2 separate regions of the Homo sapiens genome follow, and region 2 is linked to region 1. The links are chromatin contacts, found by Hi-C or POLR2A ChIA-PET in ENCODE. All regions are on one chromosome and are shown on one strand. The core of a region is the stretch at or near the end of the contact, and the rest is flanking DNA. Distances in the headings are between cores, read along the strand shown.

Region 1 (4,542 bases), core at 1,440-3,939:
AAGCATGATGGAGGAATAGAGAAAAACAGATGGAAAAAAAAGAGAAATGGTCAATTCTGGGAACTCAGTCCAGTGAACTTCACATTGACTCTGGAAAAATTCTGAAAACGAGTTATTAAACAGATGGTTAGTAAGCTCTTAGAGAAGCAATAGCCTACTCAGAGTCAGGATAGGTACGACTGTATCATGCCAAGCTGAACATATTTCCTTTTTGATGGGTCTGCAATAACCAATTCAGATTTAATACAGCTCTAATATTGTCCCTCTCAGTGTTTTCTCTCTCTTTCATCCTGACATTTCTCATAAACTGCAGATCATTTATTCTTTTTTTTTTCTTTTGAGACGGAGTTTTGCTCTTGTTGCCCAGGCTGGAGTGCAGTGGTGCAATCTCGGCTCACTGCAACCTCCGCCTCCCGGGTTCAAGCGATTCTCCTGCCTCAGCCTCCCAAGTAGCTGGGATTACAGGCATGTGCCACCATGCCCGGCTACTTTTGTATTTTTAGTAGAGATGAGGTTTCACCATGTTGGCCAGGATGGTCTCGATCTCTTAACCTTGTGATCTGCCCGCCTCGGCCTCCCAAAGTGCTGGGATTACAGGCATAAGCCACTGTGCCTGGCCCATTTATTCTTTTATTAGACAAATATATGAGCACCTACTAAGTGCCTAACACTGTGTAGGCACTGAGTTTACATCAAGGAAAACCTAAGCAGGGTCTCTACACTCAAACAGTTTACTTTGGGGTGGGCAGTACTTTCCCAATTCTGGGATTTTTCCTAGCTATCAGCTCTCTCCCTGTCTTTTCTAAACCACACGCGGTTATCCTGAACTCACACAACCCTCAGAGTCTAGGGCTTCCCTGTCTGTCCTAACCTTCCTTTTGTTTTCAACTTTACAGCAGGGAATAGACTGGGCTGCATCCTTCCTTGGCCAACAGGTACTGTCTTCTTTTGCAATATACTCAGACATGCTATCATTCAGGTTCCATGCAACATATATCAATTATCTAAATTTCAAATTTGGCTAACCTGCCTTTCCAGCCTCACCTTCCATTTCATCCCTTCAGTTGTTACCAGCCCCAATCCTAGCCCCCACCTACAGGTGTCCACGTCTGTGCCTTTTTGCTCAATGTATTTTCTCATTCAGGAATGCCTGACATCTCCTTCTCCACCTATAGAAATCTTACATATTTCCTAATACCCAGCTCAAAAACTGCCTTCTCTGGATGGGCTTAATTACTTACTTTGCTCAATAAGTTCTGCCAAAGCCCCCATGCTTGACTTGTGCTGTACTATTGCCCTCTCATCTTCCCTTCTCAATTACTTGTTCAGAGCAAAGGTCTTCAGAGCTTCCACTCTGTCCAGCTGCGGTACTTTACAACATGGGTTGGTAAACTAAGATCTGAAATAAGAATAACCGTTGAAACGGTTGAAAAAAGATCAAAAGGGCCTGGCTCAGTGGCTCACACCTGTAATTCCAGCACCTTGGGAGGCTGAGGTGGGAGGATCACTTGAGCCCTGGATGTCCAGGCTGCAGTGAGCCGAGATCATGCCACTGTACTCCGGCCTAGGCAGCAGAGCAAGACTGCTCTCTCTGTCTTTCTTTAACCCTCACCTTCCCTTCAAAACCTAACAAAGACCATGTTTAAATCAATAGAAGAACATTTTATGACGTGAAAATTATATGAAATTCAAATTTCAGTGTCCATACATAAATCTTTATAGGAACACAGCCCATATTTTCTATGACTGCTTTTGAGCTCCAATGGCAGAGTTGAGTAGCTGAGAAAGAGATCTTATGGTCCACAAAGCCTAAATATTTACTGTACGGCCCAAAGAAAAACTTTGCTGAGCCTGCTATACAATAAGGGCTTCATGATTAAATAACTGGGTCGTACACCAAGATTCTGAACATATAGGCAGGCCCTCTTAAGTTTAGTGTCTTTGTGTAATGGAAGTAATAACTATTTTGCCTTTAAGTTGCCATAAACATCAAATGAGATAATGCACTTAGAAAATAAAAACAAAAAAAACTTATAAACAAGACAGCTTTATCATGTATTGAAGGTGGTAGAATAAGAAAACATTAAACGTTTTTATTCTCATTTCCCCTTCTTTCCTTTACAGCTTTCACTTAAACTTGAAATTTCAAGAGAAAATTCACTTTTGAAGTTTTTACTTTTCAAGTGATAATAGGGTCACAGGTTCTTTCCTTCCAGTCTTTTTGTGTTGCTCCCACTCCCTTTTCTTTCTCACATGTAATTTTTTTCCATTTTCTTTAAATAGTATCTCAACTGGGCTCACAATAGCTCAGGGAAGGAGAAACTGGGACATGCCTGATTAATCCATTTTACAGGCCAGGAAACTGAGGCAGATCCCAGTTGCCTCCGAAGCTCTGACTCAGCAGCATGCAGAGAGCCCTGCCGCTCTCTGCGCCTTTTCTAAACAAATAGAACAAAACTAACCTTGCCAGGTTTCCAAGCTTGGATCTCTAACACTCCTTCAACGTTCACCCCGGCGTTCCTCCCCGCTGCGCCCCCTCCCTCTCCTTGCCGCCCCCTCCTCGGGAGCAGGTGGTAGGCTCCGCGCCCAACGCGCAAGCGCGCGGCATCGTGGGGCGGGGGTGGGGCGGGACTGAGGGCGGAGTGTGAGCGGGCTCGGTTTTGGGCCGCGGCGGGAGCGGGAGTCGCCGCCACTCGAGTGCGCAGGCGCCTGGCGATTACCGGTCTCACCATGGAGCGGAAAGGTGAGCGGTGGAGCGGCCTCCGCCACGAGGGGCAATGGTCGCCGGGGCGAGGCCCGGGTCAGCGCCGGGAGCTTCGCTTAACTGCCGCGGTTCGGTTCCCGGACGTGCGGCGCCCCTCCACTGAGGTGGCGCCGCCCCACACCCCCTGCCTCTGGGCTGCGGGTCCGCGCCCCTCAGTCCGGGCGTCCTCTGGCGCCGGCCGTAGCCGCCCCTTGTTCCCCGCCAGGCCGGCTCGCGCCTTGGGGCCACTCCAGGGCCCGGCCCTTGGCGGGCGACGCAGACCCCCACCCGCCCGCCCCCTGACCCGGCCTGAGACCCCTCCGGCGCATCCCGCCCGGGCGCTGCTCTGCGCCCCGTGGGCCGCCAGCCCCACGGCCGGCCGCCTCGCCGGAGCCCGCAGCCGCCCCCGAGGCAGGCCCCGCAGCCGGGCCTGGCGCCCCTGCTGGGTCTCCACCCTCACCTTGGTCGCCTCCTTTCCTCCACATTCGCCCTTCATCCATCCCTCTCTCCTGCAGTGCTTGCGCTCCAGGCCCGAAAGAAAAGGACCAAGGCCAAGAAGGACAAAGCCCAAAGGAAGTGAGTCTTGTACCCCAACATCCCATTCTTTGGATTTTCCTCCGGCACCTTCTCTGCTCTGGTTTCACGTCTTGAACGTGCACCGGGTTTGGGCACCCTGTGGCTGCAGCCACATGGCCTCGGGGCAGCTCGGAGGGTCGCTCTCCAGCAACCATGTGGAAGAGAGCTGCTGTTGCTCAACGCCAGGCCTGGGTCTTAGCAGCCCCGGGCCTGCTGGAAAGGGCTGTCGGAGGAGGACCAGAGCCCGCCCGGTACCTTTCCTCCCCAACTCCACAGAGGAGGCACAAACTCCCCTAGCTTGGACCTCCCCACCGGAGCTGGTAGATCATTATCGGTCTGTTTCTGAACTCTGGTCTCTCTTACCTGCTCCCCAACGTCTTAACTTGCCTCCGACGTCTTCACGGTAGGCCTTAAGGAAATTCTTGAATGAATTTTTCCGTGTTTACTTTGGGTTCTACCAACCACACACTCCCTTTCATAGAGGAGGGCATGGGGCTTTTCCCTGGGTTAGTCAACTTCCTGAGCCTGTAAGGCGTATCGGCTTTTTTGCAGTGTGCCGGCAGACCGCTGTGTATACAGTCGGTGTCTGTTAACTGCTTCTCTTCTGTCTAAACCTCAACCAGATGCAGATAATCTTCCGGAGTGGACATCACAATAGTAACGGGAGAGTTCTTTAACAAACATTGATGATTCTGGTTTGGCGTATTAAGCGCCACATGTCCAGTTTTATCAGTAGGATGCATAACAGTAGTTTAGTGCTATCGTGGCAAGTTCAAAAGTTGGTCACAGCCTAGTAGAAACTCAGGTAGCAGGCTTAGCAGCAAGTGAGGCTAAGCCTTAAGAACTTTCATCATGTACTAACGTTTAATTGCAAAGGATCTTGGAAATCAGCTCTTACACACTTTGTATTCAGAGAGAGCTTGTATGCCTAGTTATTAATACATCTTAATTTTAGATGTATTATCTTTATAGTTTTACATTTATTTGATGTTTTGTGGCATCGTATGCGGTCTAATTCCCTCTGAGCTGATACAACACATTTCAAAGGCCTTCCTAGGTCACCCCACTGAATGACAATACCAGATTAGGGGGGTGTAGGGGTGTGTGTTGTTTTTGGAGGCTACCTACTGTTTGGGGAGAGCACATAATGACTTCTCTCTTTCAATAGAACTAAAGTGGTAGGTGACCTCACCTCTTGCTCCATTTTCTCTTCTGTCTTATGA
Region 2 (4,542 bases), core at 977-3,476, 180 kb after region 1:
ATTTCCTGGCCTTCTCCCTGTAACCGGTTACAGAAATAAAAACTCTCTTCCTCCCCAGTTCATCTGCATCTCGTTATTGGGCCAGGAGCAATAGCAGCCCAGCCCTCAGTTTGGTCCAGGAACAGGCCTGGAAGCTCCGCGCCCTGACACCCTGCCCTATGTGTCTCCTCCGTTTAGCTGTTCCTGAGTTGTGTCCTTTATATAAAAAACCAGTAATAGTAAGTAAAGTCCTTTCCTGAGTTCTGGGAGCCATTCTAGCAAATTAGTAGATCTAAAAAGGGAGTTGTGGGAACCCCCGAATTCATAGCGGGCCAGTCAGAAGTCAGACCTATGATTGGTACCTGAAGTCGGGGGGAAGTCTTGGGGGACTCAGCCCTTAACCTGTGAAGTCTGCCCTAACTATGGATAGTGTCTGAACTGAATTGAATTGTTGAACACCCAGCCAGTGTTGGGAATTGGTGTCAGAAAAAACGTGGCAGTGGTAGGGAGCTTGTGGGGTAGTGGGGGTCCTTCTCTTTGGGGTTGAGAGATACCACTAGTGCCTCAATTCAGTTTCATCCTGAAATTCAAAGGCCTTCATGACCCTGCTGGGAATCTGACCACCGTTTTCCCACTTATTTCTGGGTTACAAATTCACACCCAAACAAACTTCTGGAACATGACCATTTATCCTATGGCAATTAAAGGACTTAAGGACTATAGACATCCTGCATGCCCCACCACGCATCCCTGGGCTCACCTGGATTTTGAGCCTGAATTTTCTGATGCCAGAGAAAGCTTTAAGTGTATTCAGAGCTTGGGTTTTGACACTGTTGTCCTTGTCATCCAGCATGTAGCCCAGCAACACGATGTCATCCGTAGTACAAGCAGAGGCCTGGAGTATTGGGGAGAGATGGAAGAGGCAGGAGAAGCGGGTGTTCTGGGCCCACTGCCCCCCATGTCACCAAGATCCCTCCGCACACCCCCCCCCCACCGCTATCAGCCAGAGAGAGGTCCCAGGATATAGTCTGGCCATTCCAGGGGCAGGGATCGGCCGTAACCCCCAGGGGCCAGGCCGGCTAGGGGGGACCTCCTGCTTCCCTTACCTCAGCCTCCAGCAAGTACACACAGCGAGTGATACTGTGCAGGATCATGCTCTTGGCATACTCATCCTGTTTGCACTCCAAAGAGTTGAGGAGCCTCCGGAGCTCACCTGAGTCCCGCCCGTGCCGCTCTCGCTCGACTGCCAGGCCTAGACAGCCACCCCAGCCCAGTTCAGGCTGTGGACTCAGAAGTGATGAAAGAATGGGGTTGGGAAGTAGGGGACAGGGACTTGGGGACAAGGCTGCCTTGCCTTTTCGGAGAAGCCTTCTCGCCATATGCAGGACCACCATGTACAGTTGAACGAATGTTTACTGCACAAGGGCACCCTATCTAATGTTGTATTGTCCATAACGTACCATCATAGATTTGTCCATTTACTCTAACAACTGTCTGGCATATGGCGGTAACAAGTAGTATTTCATCATAACCAGTATGTGGCAATGATATTCCAGCAGATGGCAATAAAGAGTCTTGCAGAAGGGGCTCATTTTCCTACTCTGCACAAAAGAACATGTGGACTAGTGGAAGCTCTGGGCATATAGTAAGTCCTCCAATCTTCCCTTTCCTTAAAGCCTCACGTTCCTAGGGCAGAAAAGGGATGGGGGGAGCTGCCGACACCAAGTTTCCAAGAAGTGGAATCCTGGGAGCCAGAGGAAATGTAGTATTTGGAGACCTGCCAGATGAGTCTGAGGATCCACTTGAGTGAGATCCAGGGACCCTGAGCTAGCATCTCTGGCAGGGCCTTGCCTAGGACGCTGCAGGGTGGGCTTGAGGAAGATGGACAAGAGAAAGACAAAGGAAAGAGGAACTTGGAGGCATCACCTTTGGGCCCTCCCACAGCAGAGGCCTCGGGAGCAGGTGCCTCCTGGGGCAGAGCCCTCTCCCCAGGGCCCGGACACTCACGGGCGATGCAGATGGGTGAGTTGCTACAGAGGGGTGGTTTGCATTTTATGCCAGCCTTGATGGCCTTGTAGAGCAGGTAGATCGCCCCGGCGCCTGTGGCCAGGCTGACTACGCTTTTGCGGATGTCCAGTTGCCCCAGGTATTGGGGGATGCTCTTGCCCATGTCTTCAGTGTTGCCCTGGGCCCAGGTGAGAGCTAGGCCCAAGGCACCTGTGGGGGGCCTTCCGGAACCAGAACTCTGGCAGGGTCAGGAACCAGGGTACCAGAATTGGAACCTAGGCAACAAAGGAAACTGGGGAGATAATGGGATGGAGGGCAGTGGTCAGGAAATGGGGCAGCCAGGAGTGCTCGAGAACAGATGGGGCCAGGCACCATGGCCCACACTTGTAATCCCAGCACTTTGGGAGGCCAAGGCAGGCAGATCACTTGAGGTCAGCAGTTCGAGACCAGCCTGGCCAATATGGTGAAACCTTGTCTCTATTAAAAATACAAAAAAATTAGCCAGGCATTGTGGCGCACACATGTAATCCCAGCTACTCAGGGGACTGAGGCAGGAGAATCGCTTAAGCCTGGGAGGTTGAGGTTGCAGTGAGCTGACACGCCACTGTACTCCAACCTAAGCGACAGAGCAAGACTCCATTTCAAAAAAAAAAAGAGAAGGTTCTGCTTTAGAGACCACAGGAGATGAAGCATAAGACAGAAGGGGAATAAAAGGGGAGAGGGCAGAAGTGTCCTTCACATCTCCTCTTCTTTAAGGGGGGACCCCAGCAGGTAGCTCCAGAGGCTGCCTTTCCACCATTAGAGGGCAGCAGAGGTCCATTTCCGGGCTGGGGCCTTAGGGCATTTCTGGGTGAGGTGTTTGGGGTATGCCCATTGACAACCCTGTTCCTTTTCTTTCCGGGCCCTCCCATATGTGATCTCTCCACCCTAGATCTACCCCTGGGCCTTGGGGTGTTTCTTCAGGTAGGGTTCCCTCCCCGCATCAGAGGATGAAAAGGAGGGGAGTATCTTAGAAAGCATGCACAGACTCTTGAGGCAAATCCACCCTTTTCCAGCATCTGCATGTTGCCCTGAAGTTTACCTGTTTGACAAAGTGCTCTTGAGGACAGCTACCTTTGCATCTCCAGCATAGAATCTTGTACTTAGCAGGTGGTTTAAGTCATGTTCTGCCATTCTTTAAGGACTTGGCGGCAGAACAATGACAGCATCTAGTAACTGGGGCTCCAGACCCTTCTAACCAGAGTGACCTTGGAGGAGAAAGGGATCGCCTTTGCCTTAGTCTGTTTCTGCATTTGTAACCTAAAGGGATTCGGATTTACCATTCTAAAACTCCAGGATTAAAATGTGGGTAAGTCTGTGCCTTTCAGCTAAATTTGGAAGTATCACCTCTCAGCCTCCCCAGGGATATGAGGCGGCTTGTGAGGTCCTCTGGAGTCAGAAGATGCCACCACCCCAGAGGATGTGAGCCCACCTGTGGAGGTCTTGATCCCCACCACTAGGATGGGGCAGGTGAGACCAGACCCTTCCCTCTTCCCCACCAGGGTCTCCCCGCAACTTCTGTCCCCACTCTCTGTTGCAGAACAGGCAAGTGGCCAGCTCCAAACTAGGGCCACGCCCACAGCCAGTGCTGAGCATGCTGCACCAGAACAGGTGTTCACCTACCTGGCCCTGATCCCTTTTTGGGAGAACTGGGACAGAAGGCTCTGGGTCCTGGGCTGCACCCAGGATGGAAGGAGGTAGGGAAACAGCATCTCCAATGATGCTGCGGCCAGCCAGGCCTGCCCACTCAGAGCCTTGGCCCAGTACACCCTAGGCAGCAGGCAGGGAACAAGCAACACTCCTGGGTGGCCATTCTATTCCTGTCCTCAGCCCTCCTCAAGGGTCATCATTCCTGGCACTCTATTTAGCCCCAAGGTGGGTGACTACATGAACTCCCTGTGGTGAGGGGTGAGTAGAAGCCCATGGAAGCCTCCCCACTGCCATGCAACCCCATCGCATCTCCACTGAACTCCGAGCAGAAAACGGCTGCCTGATGGGAACTGTCATTTAGGTTCCCAGGCTACTTTGGTGGATCTGAGAATAAATCCCTCAAGACAAGGTCCTTGCTCTGCCCTTCTCCAGGGTGGGACCCAGAGTTACTGGCCCCTCCATCCCATGGAGCCGATTCTGCAACCCTCACTTCCTAAGCACAGGTAAGGCTCACCTGTTCTTTAAAGACCTCCAAAAAGTGTTCTTTCTTGGCTGCAACCTAACTCCCTCCTGCCACACCTAAGGCCCATTTCTTCTGGTTCTGCCTTCAAATGATTCAGAGAGATTAGAGGCAGAGTCATTCCTAGAGTGACATTTTTACTAGTCCACAGTACAACAAAAAAATTAAAGACAAAGGAATGTCTATTTGTTGGCATAAAGTCCATTGACCATCTTTTCTTGGGAATAATTGTTTTCTTTCTTTTTTTTTTTTCTTTTTTTTGAGACAGGTTCTCACTCTGTCACCCAGGTTGGAGCGCAGTGGTGCGATGTTGGCTCACTGCAATCTCTGCCTCCCAGACTCAAGCA

What was found. A loop is a pair of places that touch in the nucleus more often than their neighbours do. ChIA-PET counts read pairs that join two places held with the same protein, here RNA polymerase II (POLR2A). Pooled maps may share reads with other maps.
Region 2: a pooled map shows a loop between it and region 1 (2.3-fold over the local background). The contact joins the promoter of ARMC12 here to the promoter of SRPK1 in region 1. A Hi-C loop is called at or near these places in 2 of 37 single-sample maps with no recorded cell type and 7 of 50 pooled maps. POLR2A ChIA-PET finds 5 or more read pairs at or near these places in 5 of 52 experiments (H1, MCF 10A, WTC11 and 2 more).

The regions. Positions count from the first base shown.
Region 1 is chr6:35,919,245-35,923,786 of GRCh38, reverse strand. It overlaps SRPK1 (SRSF protein kinase 1), which reads left to right and starts at 2,689. Exons shown (of 16, transcript NM_003137.5): 1 at 2,689-2,743; 2 at 3,259-3,319. The coding sequence starts at 2,731. RefSeq lists silencers at 2,347-2,406, 2,437-3,026.
Region 2 is chr6:35,734,716-35,739,257 of GRCh38, reverse strand. ARMC12 (armadillo repeat containing 12) reads right to left here and starts at 2,226. Exons shown (of 6, transcript NM_001286574.2): 1 at 1,987-2,226; 2 at 1,086-1,231; 3 at 740-874. The coding sequence starts at 2,149. It overlaps LOC285847 (a long non-coding RNA gene), which reads left to right and starts at 2,311. Exons shown (of 10, transcript NR_027117.2): 1 at 2,311-2,417; 2 at 3,380-3,495; 3 at 3,894-4,178. RefSeq lists enhancers at 1-120, 729-1,337, 1,338-1,946.